Regions from separate parts of the Homo sapiens genome. Here region 1 is linked to region 2. The links are chromatin loops, found by intact Hi-C in ENCODE. Cell type or tissue: endothelial cell of umbilical vein. All regions are shown on one strand. Region 1 overlaps ASXL3 (ASXL transcriptional regulator 3). Region 2 holds the start of CCDC178 (coiled-coil domain containing 178).

Region 1 (8,000 bases), 230 kb before region 2:
TACTCAAAAGTCTGAGGTGGGAGGATTGTTTGAGGCCAGGAGATCCAGACTAGCCTGGAAAACAGCAAGATCCTGTATCCAAAATAAATAAATAAATAAATAAATAAATAAATAATAAATACATAAATAATAAAATTAACATTGGCATAATGGCGCATGCCTGTAGTCCCAGTTACTTGGGAAGATGAGGCAGAAGGGTTTCCTGAGCTCACGAGTTTGAGGCTGCAGTGAGCTATGATGGTATCACTGCACTTCAGCTTACACAAAAGAGTGAGACTATGTCTCTAAAATGAAATTAAATTAAATGGCGCTCAGAGAAGAAAAATCGGCTTTCAAAGAATAAAGTCTAATGGGAAAAATATCTATCAGAAGGCAAAATCTAATCAATACACAACATGAATCCACGTAGTCTTCACAAATGAAGAAATTGTGTAAAAAGTCTACATGGAGCACTGAGTCCATTAAAATATAGTACCAGGGTTAATGAACTATAGGAATTATGGTTAAACAAACAGAACATGAATGTTATCAACTTCGATATTCAAAAAGTATTGTAACGAAAACATGCAGGTAGGAAGGTCTGTAGTGTAATTATGTCCCTATCTTTTTATAATACATTGTCCAAAGTTGAAATGAGTAGTTAAAAAGGTAATCACTCTTATTTCAGTTTCTTATATTTGTAATAACTCTGGAGAAAACTTTTAGATATAAATATATCTTGTGGCAATATTTAACAATTTTGTTTTTTAGTTTTACTTTTTTATTTAATCTAAAATTAATTAAATTTTGTACTTTTAATTAAAATGGTATAATACAGGTTTTCTAATATCTCTGGCTATAGATACACAGTAAGAAATGTCAAATAATGTTTATAATGCACTGGAGATAATTATTTTGTATGAAAAGATGTGGGGTTATTATTCAAACTTTATTTTTATATTTATGCTTTGATTTATTTAAAGAGTATGTGCCATTTTATAAAACCAACAAAGCTATAATTCTTCACTCCAAAAACATTAAACCAAATAAAATACATTGGAATGAATCCCAGAAGTTAAGCCCACCAAGGACATTTATTAAAACCCCCTCGGAGACATCCATTAGAAGCTTAGATTTGTTTAGCAAGCACTTTTTAAACTCTTACTATGTGACTGGGTAGGAAGAAGTATAATTAAAACTAGTTTAGGTCAATGACCTTGAATTCAAGGAACTTACATTTTAGTTAGAGAAAATTGTAAGATATCAAGATGTAGAAAACAAATGGTAAGAGTATATTACTAAAGAATTTTTAAAGCATTCACAAATCTATGTTCTAAGTGCCATGAAAACAGTGAGATGATAATGTATTAGGGTTGTCTCAGAAAACTTCATGGGGGAGGGTTTTAAGTGGTTTATCCTTTGCTAAGACAAGGAGAGAGGGTATTATTAAAACAACTGATTAGGCAAGAAAAACACATGCTTCAAACCGCATTTGCAGCAGGCACCTACACTTCATCCCAGCAGATAAAGTTTCTACTGCCTGGTTATTTGGTAGTCTAACATTTACTGTTAAAATAATTTTCAAGGTCTATAATAAAGGAGTCCTTGTAGACATTGTTAGCATTTGTTTTATGCATATCAGAACAGTGTTTTCTATTGTACTTGATTAAGAAATAGGAAAGGGACCACCAAAGTTTTGTTTTGTTTCATTATAACCTCATCAGAGAAATACATACCATTTTAGAAGCACTGTATTTTTCAACTGCACTCACCCCGTGACCAAGTCTATTCAATCAGTGGGCTACTCAGAGAAATATCATCATAGTTTTCATACATAACCCTGGCCATGGGCAAACAAACAGAACAAAAGAAAAACCCTACATCAACAGTCGTAGCTTCCCAAGCTGGGTGGTATATTTCTCAGGAGAACGTCGAGGTTACCATCAGAATTAGAATGACTGAATAATTTTTTTTTTTTTTTTTTTTTTTTTGAGACGGAGTCTCGCTCGTCACCCAGGCTGGAGTGCAGTGGTGCCATCTCAGATCACTGCAAGCTCCGCCTCCCGGGTTCACGCCATTCTCCTTCCTCACCCTCCCGAGTAGCTGGGACTACAGGTGCCTGCCACCATACCCAGCTAATTTTTTGTAGTTTTAGTAGAGACGGGGTTTCACTGTGTTAGCCAGGATGGTCTCGATCTCCTGACCTCGTGATCCGCCCGCCTTGGCCTCCCAAAGTGCTGGATTACAGGTGTGAGCCACTGCACCCAGCCAACCGAGGAATTTTTTTCTTTTATTTTCAACTTAACATTTAAAATTGAGATTGAGGAATTTTGAAGCTTCTTCTTCTTATTGTTGTTTTATTGTGCGCTTTAACCCTCTCTAGGGAAGCTGAGCATGAAAGGGTCTGAGGGGGTCCATGGTGCCTCCTGTACTGAAGAGTGTTGAGAGAACATACTGGGGTCCATTGTCTCTTAGGCTACACTCCTTAGATGCTAAGGCCCAAGTGAAACTCAGGCCTTGCACAGGGTGAATATCTTGCAATCTGATAAAGCAACTAATTGCTAGAAATCAAGAGGAAGCACTTAGGGGACAATCAGAAGAATTTTCTATCCTTTTAGGAAAATATCACAATGAGAAAAAAATTGTAGACTAACACCCTGAACTCTGGTTTTCACTGGATTTTGTTTCAGAGTTATTAACTTAAATTAGAACAGACTTACAGCATTTGTTTTAATTCAGCATGGTTTCAACAGGTTAGGACTTATACATACCTACCACTACCTAGAGAAGGCAAGGACAGTAAAAAACCTCATTTCCAAGACCATATGAATTAGATGTCTAACTCAGGTGGAAAAAATAGAAGAGGGAATACAGGCTGTCTCTATCTGGCTGGCTAAAGGATATGAGGTGGGATCACTCCTTTGCACTGATTCTGCTACATGCTGGTATGCAAAGAATGACCTTCTCCACAAACACAGGATCATTTTTATTCAAGAAGATAGGAGGAGCTTCACTATGGACACCCTAGGATGTGTCATTCATTCATCCAAACTTCTAGGCCATTCAGTTAATTAGAATCAGTCATTCATTCCAAACTCATTGAGAACCTACTAAACAGAAGGGCTATGATGGTTGTAGTAAGGACTACAGATGTAGACAGAAAGGCCACTGTTCCAAGGAGTTAACAACTTAATGGCAAAGAGCAGAATGTACGTAAATAACCCTTACAGAGTATTAAATATCAGTCTGATTCTAATAGGGCATTAAAAACATCATTGTCTAAAAAAGACATGGGTGGCTGGGTGCGGTGGCTCACGCCTGTAATCCCAGCACTTTGGGAAGCCGAGGCAGGTGGATCATGAGGTCAGGAGATCGAGACCATCCTGGCTAACATGGTGAAACCCCGTCTCTACTAAAAATACAAAAAATTAGCCGGGTGTGGTGGTGGGCGCCTGTAGTCCCAGCTACTCGGGGGGTTGAGGCAGCAGAATGGGGTGAACCCGAGAGGCAGAGCTTGCAGTGGGCCGAGATCGCACCACTGCACTCCAGTCTGGAGCGACAGAGCGAGACTCCGTCTCAAAAAAAAAAAAAGACATGGGTTACTTTCTGGAGATGGTTACATTTAAGGCCCATCCTTTCATTCCATGTTTTTTCATTTTCTACTGCTGGGCATATATTGGAAACTTTGAAAGTACTACTGACTTCATTTGCACAAAATAAGCCATTCCATTCAGCTGCTTGATAGGTTAGTCAGCCAGTCACAGTTCCTACCCAGTAAACACTTGCAGTTTATTTTTGACAGAATTGTACTTCAACTGGCTTATTTTAAATCTCACCTTCTTCCTCCTTGTGTTTGATACAGGATAGGGTGAGAAATCTTACAATTGCTAGCTCTCCTTCCATGTGTAGTTAGACCTGCACTTTAACACCTATGGTAGTCTCACCATGTCATTTCTTGTATTTCCCTCAGTGGCACCTACAGGTCTAAAATATAGGTTAGATGATTTGACATTCAGATTCTATCCAAAATGAATGGCTTAGACTTTGGAGTTAGATATGCCTTGGTTTGTATCACTTAGCTGTGTCATCTTCATGTAACCTCCTTAACCCTTCAGGATCTCAGCTCCTTCAGCTGTAAAACAGACGTCATTCTACTGTACAAAACTGAAGTAAAATTAAAAGACATAACTTATGTCAAAATACCTAGACCATTCCATTATATATGGCCAGTGAATGTGACTTCACTTCTCCATTCCTCCATTAAAGTAGTTTCATTATCTCCATTACTTTGTAGTCTAGAACAAAGCAGGTTTGAAAGATTGGGGGCGCTCTTTCATTATCTTTTAATTTGCTAACAAGTCAGCGGAAATACTTCAGCAACACGATATTTAACACATAAGGTATTTAGTGGCATGCAGGATTTCCTAAAAGCAGGCTTGTATATCAGTCTTTATATCTTTCAGTTGACTTTCAGTATTAAAACAAATTCTGATTCTCTAATTCATTGAGCATGGACTTCAAGGTACAAAAATCAGAATACAAGAAATCCTGGGCCAGGCATGGTGGCCCACTGCAATCCCAGCACTTTGGGAGGCAAAGGCAGGCGGATCACCTGAGGTCAGGAGTTTGAGACCAGCCTGGCCAACATGGTAAAACCCTGTCTCTACTAAAAATACAAAAATTAGCTGGGCATGGTGGCAGTGCCTCAGCTACTCAGGAGGCTGAGGCAGGAGAATCACTTGAACCTGGGGGCAGAGGTTGCAGTGAGCTGAGATGGCACCACTGTACTCCAGCCCAGGCAACAAGAGCGAAACCCTGTCTCAAAAAAAAAAAAAAAAAATACTGAAGATCTCAGCCCCTGAGAGGATACTGATAAGGGTATACCTTAGTAACTTTCGCTCCTGAAGTTACTAAGGAAATAAATGGGGATGCCCCTGTGCCTTAAATTTTTGTACACTCATTACATGGCACTAACTTTACAGAGGTTGGTAGCTGTTTTTAACTAAAGGCCGCAGATGTTTAAATTCCTTAGTGTATGATAATGTGGTACTGTTTTGGATTTTTAGTATATTCTTTATCTATCATTCTCCCACTATAGTTTTCTATTTCAGAAGTAACTTATATTAAAATACTTACAACACCCAGAGTATTAGGAAAGAATATGTCCATGTACAGGTAAGTATGGTTATACACAAACATACATTTTGGGATAGAGAATAACTAAAATTATTTGGCCTTAAAATAATGCAAAACAAAGAAGTATGCTATATTTAAAGACTTTAAATAAAAAAGAGATTCTGCTTTCCTAAAGGTCTCTTATTTAAATATAAATAAATCCTATTTAAAGTCTTTTTATTAGAAGTATGTCCCAAGATTTAGCAAAATGTCTGTCATATAGTAGCAACTGACAAAACTTTACTAAAAAAAAATCAGATAAAATCTTGAATTTTATAAACAAATACACTCTGCAAATAAGAATTATCTCAAGTTGCCAAGAAAGTAAGTGGCAGAACAGGTAATAAAGTTCACGTCAATAAATTTGCAGTTTCTGCCAAACATTTTACAAAATATTGTAACGATCCAGGTTATTATCATGATCCTATTCACAGCTAAAACAACTCAGAGAAATGAAGCCATCAGGATCTAGGTGCAGCAACAAGCCAGTGGCAGTTGAGAATTCTAATGTTCAAACCAGGATATGTTTATTTTTGTCTTTCTAATTCTCATGCTCTTTTCTCCCTGAATGCTGTTGGGGGTTCCTGATGAAAAGTTATCAGGAAAGAAGTATGTTGAAGAAAACCTGGTGCTGATTTGAAAGACCCGTGGCCTGTGTCTCCAACATTTCTCAGCAATTTTACATTTTTTCAGACAGGCACTACTAAATATTTTAAGAAGCATAGACAAAAAGCAAGGAAGAGCAATTTTACTGCAGCAGACCCCACTGACAATGTACTCTCCAGTTCAGTGAACCCTTTATAAAGACTGCATTTTTTTCTTCCAAGACAGCATATTCCAATAAAGTGAAACCTAGTTGCACAGACAAAACACCGCACATTAGATAGTATCATGACCCGGCAGATAATTATTTTACATGTATCATTTTAAGTCTCATTTTTACCCTCTGCTTCATCCAATATTATCATTCACAAATTTAGTAATAGGCTTAAGACCATTCAGTTGTAACTAGAATGTTTCCTTATTTAGCATTCTTTTTGGTTTTGATAAATGGAGGGAAATTTTAATTTCCTTGTTTAATCATTAAAAAATGTTCTGAAAATTTTAGATAATTTATTTGAGAAAACACAAATTTCTAAAATGTGAAATGGCATAGTCTATTAAACACTCACCTAAACCAGACTTTTTTAATCGTTTTAAGTGCTGACTTGTTTGTTTTCCAGTGGGAGATTTTTGCCCATGTTTCATTTCTTTATCTGAACTGTCTGCTTCACCATTTTTAGATTCAGATCCTAAAAAAGGAAATAGTTATTATGTCATTATCTTCTCTAGCTGTCCTTGAAAAGAAAAATCTAAAATTGTTTGAGGAACTGTAGATATAATCTCCTTTTCTAGAGTTAATACACTACCTTTGGCCACAATCTGATTCCCCTACTGGATATAAAAAGAGAAGCCCAATAAATCAATCAAACAGAACAAAAAGCAAGAACAGATGGCCTAATAGTGGAGTCAAAACTACGTTCATTGATCTGATAGCTTTTAAAAGAAATAGAGTCAGGTCTTTTGTAAAATACACGAATAAGCTTGAACAATACTATGCCATTCTGAGACAACACAAGACAGACACGGAAAGATGAAAAAGAAAGGAATCTTGAAGAGAGGGAGAGATTATACCTTTATAAATAGCTTTATGTTGAAGTATGAACAGAAAATACAAACGTTAATCCACAATAAATAGAATAGTACATAGCCGATAAAGTGACACAAGGTAAATTAGAAGACAAGGTCAGGGCTGCACTGGGGTGAGAAGAATGCTGCCAGAACACAAAAACTAATAAAAGGATTTCTGACTTTGCAGCACAGGACTGAAAAACAAATTCACACTCACAGAGAACTGCTTTTGATGGTATTATACATCAGCATGTGGTCCACCCTTAAAGTTCAACATTCAAACAAAAGCCAAAGCAACAACAACAACAAAATTCGCCTACACATTTTCTTACACCTACTGTCATTAGCAAATGAAGACATTTGCTGATGATGAGGCAAGCAAGCTGGTACCTTTTTCTTTTCTGAACTGGAAATAGTCTATATTTTTGAATCACTGAGTCAAAGGTATAAAGAAATTAAACCAAACCTCAAGTGGAAGTATTATTCAGTTTCAGAAAAAAAATCATGACATCTCTTTCAGTGAGGAAGTCTCCTCCAGGAAGAAACTGGCCAAGCATATGATATTTCAGCTCTTTACCTGAAGGCGAATCCGACTGCTCATCAGACACCTTTAATGGTGTCAAAACAACACGAGGAACAGTCTTGTTTACCATCATTGAGACTCCATTTCTTCTTTTCTGCTGCTGCCTCAAAGCCTACAAAACATAATAAAAAGATATAACATAAAAATATAGCCAAAATAATTTCTCATAATTGAATTAAGTGACTCATTTGTCCATCATTACATAGAACCTCTTAAGAGACTTAAATTCCACAGAGCCCCTAATTTCTCAGGATTCTTAATAGTTACCTTCATGTCATTTTCCCTCAAAAGCATAAAATCAGGCTTTGGCAAAGGGTATAAGCCCGAGACCATTTTCGGTATAATTCTAACAACAAAGCAGCACTTAATGGTTTCTTCTACCTTAGCACTGTGGCTTGAGAGTCCATGGAATTTGAAACTATGACTCCCAAGTCAAATGAATGTAAAATAAATGTTTCGAAACCAGGATAAAAATATATGTGTCTGCACTTCTCTCGCAGGTGCGTCCTCTCCAGCGTACCGCTCAGTCAATCAAGTTAACACTGAGTGTCATCAGTATGTACAGCATGTAAGGACTACAGTATTGATGCAC
Region 2 (8,000 bases):
TGACAACAGGGATATCTGTAGGAACGTTTAACATTTAGGATCATTTAACATTAGCTTTAGGAAGCTGTAATGGTAATCTTTAGCACATAAATGGGGTTAAGATGGTCTCCACATTCTATACCATTTATGAAAAGGCAAAATGGTCTGATTTGAAATATTTAAAAAAATAGGCCATTATAGGGAAATACCAGTAATACTCATTTGGAACTTCTTACTTTCTCATTGTATATCAGTGTCAGTTACAAAATAAAAATGAATTGGTTACTGTAAGAAGTAATTCGACGTAAGCAAATTGAATTTTGGAGAATGGCTGCCAAAGACAATAATTTTTAATTTAGAAAAATTGATATCATGTCACTCTTTCAGATATAATTAGATACCAGATCCAATTACCTACTGTGGACCCTTATGCTCTATCTTAATAAAACATTACTATTAGTAAGAGATCTTAGCTCATTCTCCATGACAGGTGTGATATACATTTAGTTACCCTAAAAGTGGCTGAAAATAATTCTGATGTAAGTTTTAAAAGGAGCATAGAATAGTCATCGTTAAATCTAATTCATGAAATGGTCTAGCATTGTCAGGAAATATATTAAAACATAAGCATGCTTAGGTCCTAAGGACTAATTGGATAAAAGATGGTTAGGGAGAGAAAACCAAGAACACTTGGAAGACAAATGTATGGCTGAACGTTTCATATACTGAAAGCTTTCTTAGATTTAACTATACGTCTGTCCAATGTCTTTACTATTTTCTTTCTTCCTAAAGTACACTGTTCAGTGTAGGCTGGCAAATGGTAAAATTTGTTTTTTTTTCTTTGAAAATATTTTTAACTCTGCTCCTGAATGATAGTTTTGTAGGAAATGTATTATTTGATTATTGTCTTCTCTCTGCATGATTATTATATCACTTTATTCTGTCTTTTATTGTTGCTATAGAAAAATTGGATATTTATGTTTGTTCTGCTTTTGTGGAAAATCTGGTTTGCTATTTGCTAATAAGATCACCTTGACTATTGTACTGGAGGAAAAATGTCCTTTCCTTTATACATTTAGGTTCATAGCTGAGGCCCCTATAACGAAAAAACATATGAACAAGAGAAAAGCATACACACTGAAGTTTTACATGACCCTGGAGCCTTCACAAGGAAAGGAATATCCAAAAAAACAGTTAAACCTGAGTGATTTTTCTAGTAGGTTCGATGAAAAGTGAATAGTCGTGGGAAAATATTACACACAGAAAGGGTATGAGCTAATGGTAATAAACTGGGGGAAACTTAACAAGGCCTGTTTGGTTGGATTCTTCTCTGTGTCCCTGTGTCTTCAGCAATAAGGAATAAGGATGCTCCTTTCCTCCAGGTATATGAGGGCACCTCCCACATGCGGGTCTTATGACCTGAGCCTGGGGAAGGTAAGAAAATCCTTTCTAGGTTTTATGACCTTCCAGGGAGACAGATGGAGAGGAAGGTCAGAGTGACTTTCCTGCTTCTGCAATTTTCTAAAATTTCTTCAGCTTAAAAAAATTTAGGGTAGCATGTCCTAAACCCCATCACTACTAGGTTCTTGTTTATGATGATAAGTCTGGTATTGATTTTGCAGTGTCTGATTTCTGTTCTATTTGAGTTTCAGCCACAATCCTGCACTGGGTTTACTGAGATACTCCTACATTTTTTAATTTCAAAATACCCACTTTTGTTTATGTGAAGTAAGTTAATATGTGTATTAGCTTTCTTTGGCTGTGTAACAAATTACGGTAAGTCTAGCAGTTTAAAACAATGTCCATTTATTAGCCTCACGGTTCTCTAAGTAAGTAGCCCAAGTGAGCTTGCCTGGGTTGTCTGCTCAGGGTCTCACGAGGCTGAAATCAAGGTGATGGCAGGACATAATCCATAATCTCCTTTTTTTTTTTTTTTTTTAAGATAGGATCTTGCTCTGTGCTCAGGCTAGAGTGCAGTGGCACAATCTTGACTCACTGCAATGTCTGCCTCCCAAGCTCAAGCAATCCTCCCACCTCAGCCTCCTGAGTAGCTGGGACCACAGGTGCGTGCCACCATACCTGGCTAATTTTTTTGTATTTTTGGTAGGGACGGGGATTCACCATGTTGGCCAGGCTGGTCTTGAACTCCTGGCCTCAAGTTATTTGCCTGCCTTGGCCTCCCAAAGTGCTGGGATTACAGGCATGAGCCACCGTGCCCAACCAGGACATATTTTCATTTTGAGTTCAGTGTTCTCTTCCAAGCACATCCAGATTATTTGTAGAATTCAGTTTCTTGCAGTTGTAGGACTGAGGTCCCCATTGCCTTGCTCGCCGTCACCTGGGATCATTGTCGGCTGCTAGAGGCTGCCTGCCTTCCTTACCATAGGGTCTTGTCAATCTTCAAAGGTGACAATAGAGAATATCCCTTTGATAAATCCCTCTGATGCTTCAAACCTCCGACTCCAGGAAGAGGTCAGTCCCTTTTAAGGGTTTACCTAATAAAGGCCAACCCATCCTGGATAATCTCCCTTTTTCAAGTCAATTGTGTCAGGTAACAAACTAATCAGGAAAATGAAATCCACCAAATTTAAAGTCCTAAGGATTATGCAGGTGTGTATACCAAGGGGTAGGGTCATGGGCGTCCATTTTAGAATTCTGCCTGCCACAACAGGGGTTTAGCAATTATCAGTGAGTTCTAATTAAGAGAAACTTGTCAATAATGAGATTTCTAGTAGGTAAAGTTTTATTTTATGAGAAAAAAATCTAGCTATTGTTTTAATATGCACATTTACATATTGTGAACCCTCATGAATACATATTTACTGGCATGCAAATGATTCATTTGGTTTATAATTTAACATTGTATTGAGAACAAGCCAAAGTTTAATAATTAATGGAGGGAGATGGGAAAGTGGAGTGCATTCTTGAATCCATTTTTTAATTACAAAAAGAGCTCTGCTTCTGCATATATTAATTTAAGATTAAGACCTTCCACCAGTTTGTTAGTTATTGCTTCCTTTTTTTCATCTTTGGCTGAAAGGACCACATTCCAGGTACGGACTTGCTGGTTTTCCCCTCTTAGAAAGGATTACTAATTAAATTGCCTCTTAAAGTAATAGACTTTGCTGATTTAACCTTGGCAGGCAATTGCCTGTTCTCAGTGTTGCCTGGAAAAATGATTTCTCTGGATGAGAATGCTAATCTTTATTCTGATTCTGTTTTTTTTTTTTAACCATCTTCAGTTTATAGTCCAGTGTTTGTTTTCATTGAAGAAGACGGTGACAATAGTGTAAGACACGACTGTCCTCTGAAGCCTATTTCAGTTCACAGTGTATATTCACAGATGAAGAAACAAAATGTAGGTAATACATTTTGTGCCACTGATTTATGTATTTATTGATCTGTCGCCCAGGCTGGAGTGCAGTGGCACGATCCCAGTTCACTGCAGCCTCTAACCACTGGGCTCAAGCAATCCTCCTGCCTCGGCCTCCCAAAGTCCTGGGACAGGACACGCCTGGCACAGGGTTGTGCCACCACACCCGGCCTGCCACTTAGTATTTTGTCAGAAGGATCAATGCTTCAAAAATTTGTTTTTGAAAGAAACAGACCCTTAGAGAAATGGCTTGAATTAGTCTTGAATTAGTCATTTTCCCCACTTTCAGACACTAGGAAAAGTTCTTTCTTCCTTAACAGTTTGTTGAGGTTTCTCAATACTGAAGTCACAACCAAACCACATGGGGTTATCGCATGGAGTCCTGGTTGTATCATCCCAAGTGGCAAGAAAGAAAGAGGTCCTGCGGTCCTCCCGAAGGTGGACGAAGTCTGTGATCCCCTCACGTTCTAACCTCACTGCTGTACGAAGGGGCGTTGACTCGTCTCCACTCCTTCCCTCTCCGGTAAAGAGGGAAAGGAGTTGGGTTGGCAAATCGGTTACAAGAGAAAGGGAAAGGCACTGGGAGAAGGCGGAGCGGGGGCGGCCTGGAGCGCTGATCGGGCGCCGAAACGCCGGGAGTCGGGGGCTAAGGGCTCGAGCCAGGAGGCCCCGGAGCAGCAGCCGCCCGCTCCTCACGCCGCCGCCGCCGCCCCCGCGGTTGCCTGGACACGGGATAACCGACTTGGGGCCTCGACCGCAGCAGAGCCGGAGGGGTGGGCAGGCGCGGGTCCGGGAGACGCGCGGGGAAACGCGCGGAGCCGGTGAGTCGGGGGCGCTTGTGCCTCGGCGCGGGCGCTTGTGCCTCGGCGCGGGGCGCTGCCGGGCGGCGCCCACTCCCCCTGGCCGCCCGCCTGCGCGACTCCCGCGGGAGAACCAAATGCAATTCCCTGGCCACCCTGAGGGAGTTAGAGTCGACTAGTTCTTCACCCCTTCCAGAGGCGGTGGGGAGTCCTTGCCCCGCGCGTTTGAAAACAATTCCCCAAATCCCCAGTCCCATAATTCCCCAGTCCCCCAGTCGTTTTGTCCCCCTGTTCTCCGTCCTCCAGTTTCCCAGTCCTCCAACCCCTGTCCCCAGTCCCCCAGTCCCCCAGTCCCCCAGTCCCCCAGTCCCCCAGTCCCCCAGTCCCCACTGCCGGGGGAAGGGAAGCAGAGTCTCCCTCCGCTGGCCGCCTAGAGGAACTTCGTCTTGTCTGTAACTGCGTCTCTAGCGTCTTATTCCTTTAAAATAATTATTTCAACTTTTATTTTGCTTATAAGGCCGCCTTGTGGTGGCTCATGTATTATTCCTTTGAACTGTTATTGATTTCTTTTCTTGATATTTAATTTTTTAAGTGTCTGCTCAATCAAGTCAAATACTGAACAACTTCCTGGCGGAGAGGCTGAGAATTTTATACTTGCTTGCTCGAAAGCACCCCAAATAAGATGATCCACGCCAACACCTCCCCTTTACAGGTGAGAAAAGTGATATTCAGAGCTGATTTGTGATTTGACAAAAGTCAGATCCAGCAATCTTCAAACTCAGGAATATAAGAATCTCCCGATTGCCAATTCAAAGCATTTTCTATTATTGTTTTCTTGACATTCATCCACTGCTCAATAAATATTTGTGAATTGACTTGGTAGCTTATCACTCCTATTTATCATTGGATAATCTGTTGTGTATTGATTGCTCTGGGCATCTTGACCCAAATACAGCATTCTTGACATCTCCCTCCTACCCTCAAAATATTGTTTCTTGGTCCTGCTGTAGTAATAGGTTTTAGAACACCACTTACCAAGTTTAAGAACTCAGAGACATGACTAGTTGTAAGACAAATCCAAGAATCCAGAGGATTTTCAGCTATTTATGTTCAATTGTTATTTAGACATTCGTACAGAAACTAGTGTATTTCTATCTTGAATATATAATACTTCTTACTTTACTGTTGCAGTCATAAAGTTTTATTATAAACTATATCTGTCTAATTTCCAGAACTATCGAAAATATGAGTTTGATTGTTAGTCTACCCACTATCCCTGGATGGGTTGGGATTGCTGCCAGAGCTTTTATCCACAACCCAGACTTCTCTCTCCTGCTCCCACCTCAGATTCAACACAACCTTAGACTCAACTAATTTGTTACCACATCCTCAGAATTTTTCTTCCTGTTCTATATTCCATAGCAGTGAACGGGATAATTGCATATATTCTTCTTTCTTTTATCTTTATAATATGGACTTCATTCTCACACTGGCTTATTCCACCAGTCTAGAACCATGATTTCCAAGAGCACTGGACTCATAAATTCCCAAACTTGCACCTATAAAGAAAATCTAGAAACACTCGATGAATTCTTCTTGACCTCAGTTGGTTCAATTTGCCTGTCCCAAGAGCATTTATGTTGGGGATAGGGTTACTACGATTGACAGCAATGTCAGACTATGTGGATGGAGTGGGAAAACAATTACACACAAAACAGGAGCCCTCTAGGAAAGACAATTTCTGGGGGAAAATCCATATTTGTCTACTCAGTTTATCTAGGCTTATGGGACTGAAGATTAATGAGGTTAATGAGAATATTGGCTGCTAAAATGCTAGATGGCAGATTACAGACAACATGGAAAGGAAGATGATGTATGGTGAATGAGCAGGGAAAAGCAGAAAGATTAAGCAACTGGAATATTTAAAGTAGACGAAGAATTTGTATTGAGGTAATGATATAGGGAGAGAATTGGACTGATTATTTTATAAGCATCTGGGTTATATACCTGGTGGAAAATTAGTACATCTACAAGCAGATGGTTGCATGTGTGTGAGCTCTAATGGCCATGGTAACTTCATGTCTGTTTTCTGCACAATAACACAAATTGTGTGTGTGTGTGTGTGTGTGTTTGCCGTGTGTGTGTGTGTGTGTGTATGCCGTATATGGCATTTTAAAATCGATGTTGAACTTTTAACTTCATTTATAATGCTGCTGAAATAGAAGAAGACCACTCACATTAGAACAAGCCAAGGCTATTTATTCAGATCTTGCTAGAGGAAGGGAGTGAGCTACTATTACTTGCATTGGACAGAGACTCAAATGCAGACAGGGGAGTGGGGAAGCTATAAAGCTTCAGGTATGTTTTGACTGGAGGTTGTTGACATGGGGATGCTGAAGGAGGGCTAACTAGAAGCAGGATACTTTATGTGACTGGTCTGAGGATCTTATCTGGCTTTCTCTGCTTGGTCTCGAGTTGGAACCAGGGGCAATAATTAGGAAAGCTGGCAGTCATCAACAAAGTCCTGACTGTTCCATGCTGATCACTGTGGAAGTTATGGTTTGGCTTTCTGGACTGGTTGATGCAGATGTGTGGATTAGAGTTTTATTTTCATATGTGGTCTGGCCATAGTCCCTTTATATTTTCAGTCAATGTTCATAAAAATTCAGTTAGGTAAATTTAAACTTATCCTTATATTAGAAAACTGATATTTGCACACATTGTATTTATGGACATGTAATTTGTTAATGAACCCTAGTTCACTGAATTTAAATTATTACCATGTATTAAGTGGTTATTATATGCTGGTGACTGGACTAAATATTCTGTACACATTATCTTATTTTAACCCTCACAATAACACTGCGAAGTATTGTTATTTTTACCATTTTCCGCAGCAAAAGGCTGAAGCTCAAATACATTAACTACCCTTCCCAAGGTCAGATAGCCAGCCAGTAATGGGGCCCATGAGGAACTGAATTCTACATCTAACTGATTGAAAAGCTATGTTCTTTGGCATTTGATTAAACTACTTTAATCATGATATGTCTATTTTATATTAATTTATATCTATGAACATTACCTTCTGGCCTCCCTTTCTGGGTACTTACTGAATGTGTGTGTGAACAGAGGTAATTAGAAGACCTTTCATATGAACCGAAGGGATTCAACCTACCCTTAGATCCTGGAAAACCTTTGGATTTAACCACAAACCAATGAACTGGATGAGATACCTGGGCATGTTAAATAAAATAGCAAAGGTGGAGGGGCAACAATATGGTTGAACAGACAGTAAAAGAACACAACCAACAAGTTATAGTTTGCATGGAAATTAGTTATTTGAACATCCCTGTATTGATGGTAAGTTGTTTAATGGACAAACTAGACAATTATTTTTGTTTCTTTAAAAATTTTCTTTGTGTAAATGAGATTTTATTATTTAAATTTGTTTTCCTTGAGGTAAAAACTATCCTCATAAATTGTAACTGTTGAGTCTAAAAATTACACTTGCGACAAATTCTTTGAGAGGCTGAAAAAGCTAAGCATTTTTGCTAGAGAAATTATGTTAGTCAGAGGTAATTACACTTTAATCACCTTAAGTGTTCCATTGCTTAAGAAACTCCATTTGCTCGGTTTGTACTCCCAGAACAACTTTATAACGGGCAAAGGATATAGCATAACACAGAAGCAACACAAGAAAAATATGCATGAAAAAGGACCTAGAGGTCCCAGGCACAGGTTTCTTTGTTCTCCCACCTCTGGGTCACGCAGATGCTCTTAGCCTGTACCAGACTGTAACAACTACTGGTGTGCATGTGAAGCACTTCTGTAGCAGGAGACCCAAATCT

Evidence for each region. Peaks named below come from ENCODE experiments on the same cell type or tissue, not always from the same donor. Only the 100,000 strongest peaks of a DNase experiment are listed, where the experiment ranks them.
Region 1: a loop joins it to region 2, with 16 times the contacts of the local background. A loop is called at or near these places in 4 of 110 quality-filtered maps.

Annotation. Positions count from the first base shown.
Region 1 is chr18:33,670,193-33,678,192 of GRCh38, reverse strand. It overlaps ASXL3 (ASXL transcriptional regulator 3), which reads right to left. Exons shown (of 12, transcript NM_030632.3): 6 at 7,403-7,520; 7 at 6,327-6,446. Among named protein-coding and RNA genes, the nearest start is that of ASXL3, 96 kb to the right of the region's middle. In endothelial cell of umbilical vein, no CTCF peak of the experiment used is centred here; no DNase peak of the experiment used is centred here.
Region 2 is chr18:33,436,826-33,444,825 of GRCh38, reverse strand. It overlaps CCDC178 (coiled-coil domain containing 178), which reads left to right and starts at 4,105. Exons shown (of 23, transcript NM_001105528.4): 1 at 4,105-4,173; 2 at 4,745-4,864. In endothelial cell of umbilical vein, a CTCF peak has its summit at 4,631; a DNase peak (open chromatin) is centred at 4,655; H3K4me3 peaks cover 812 bases; H3K27me3 peaks cover 781 bases.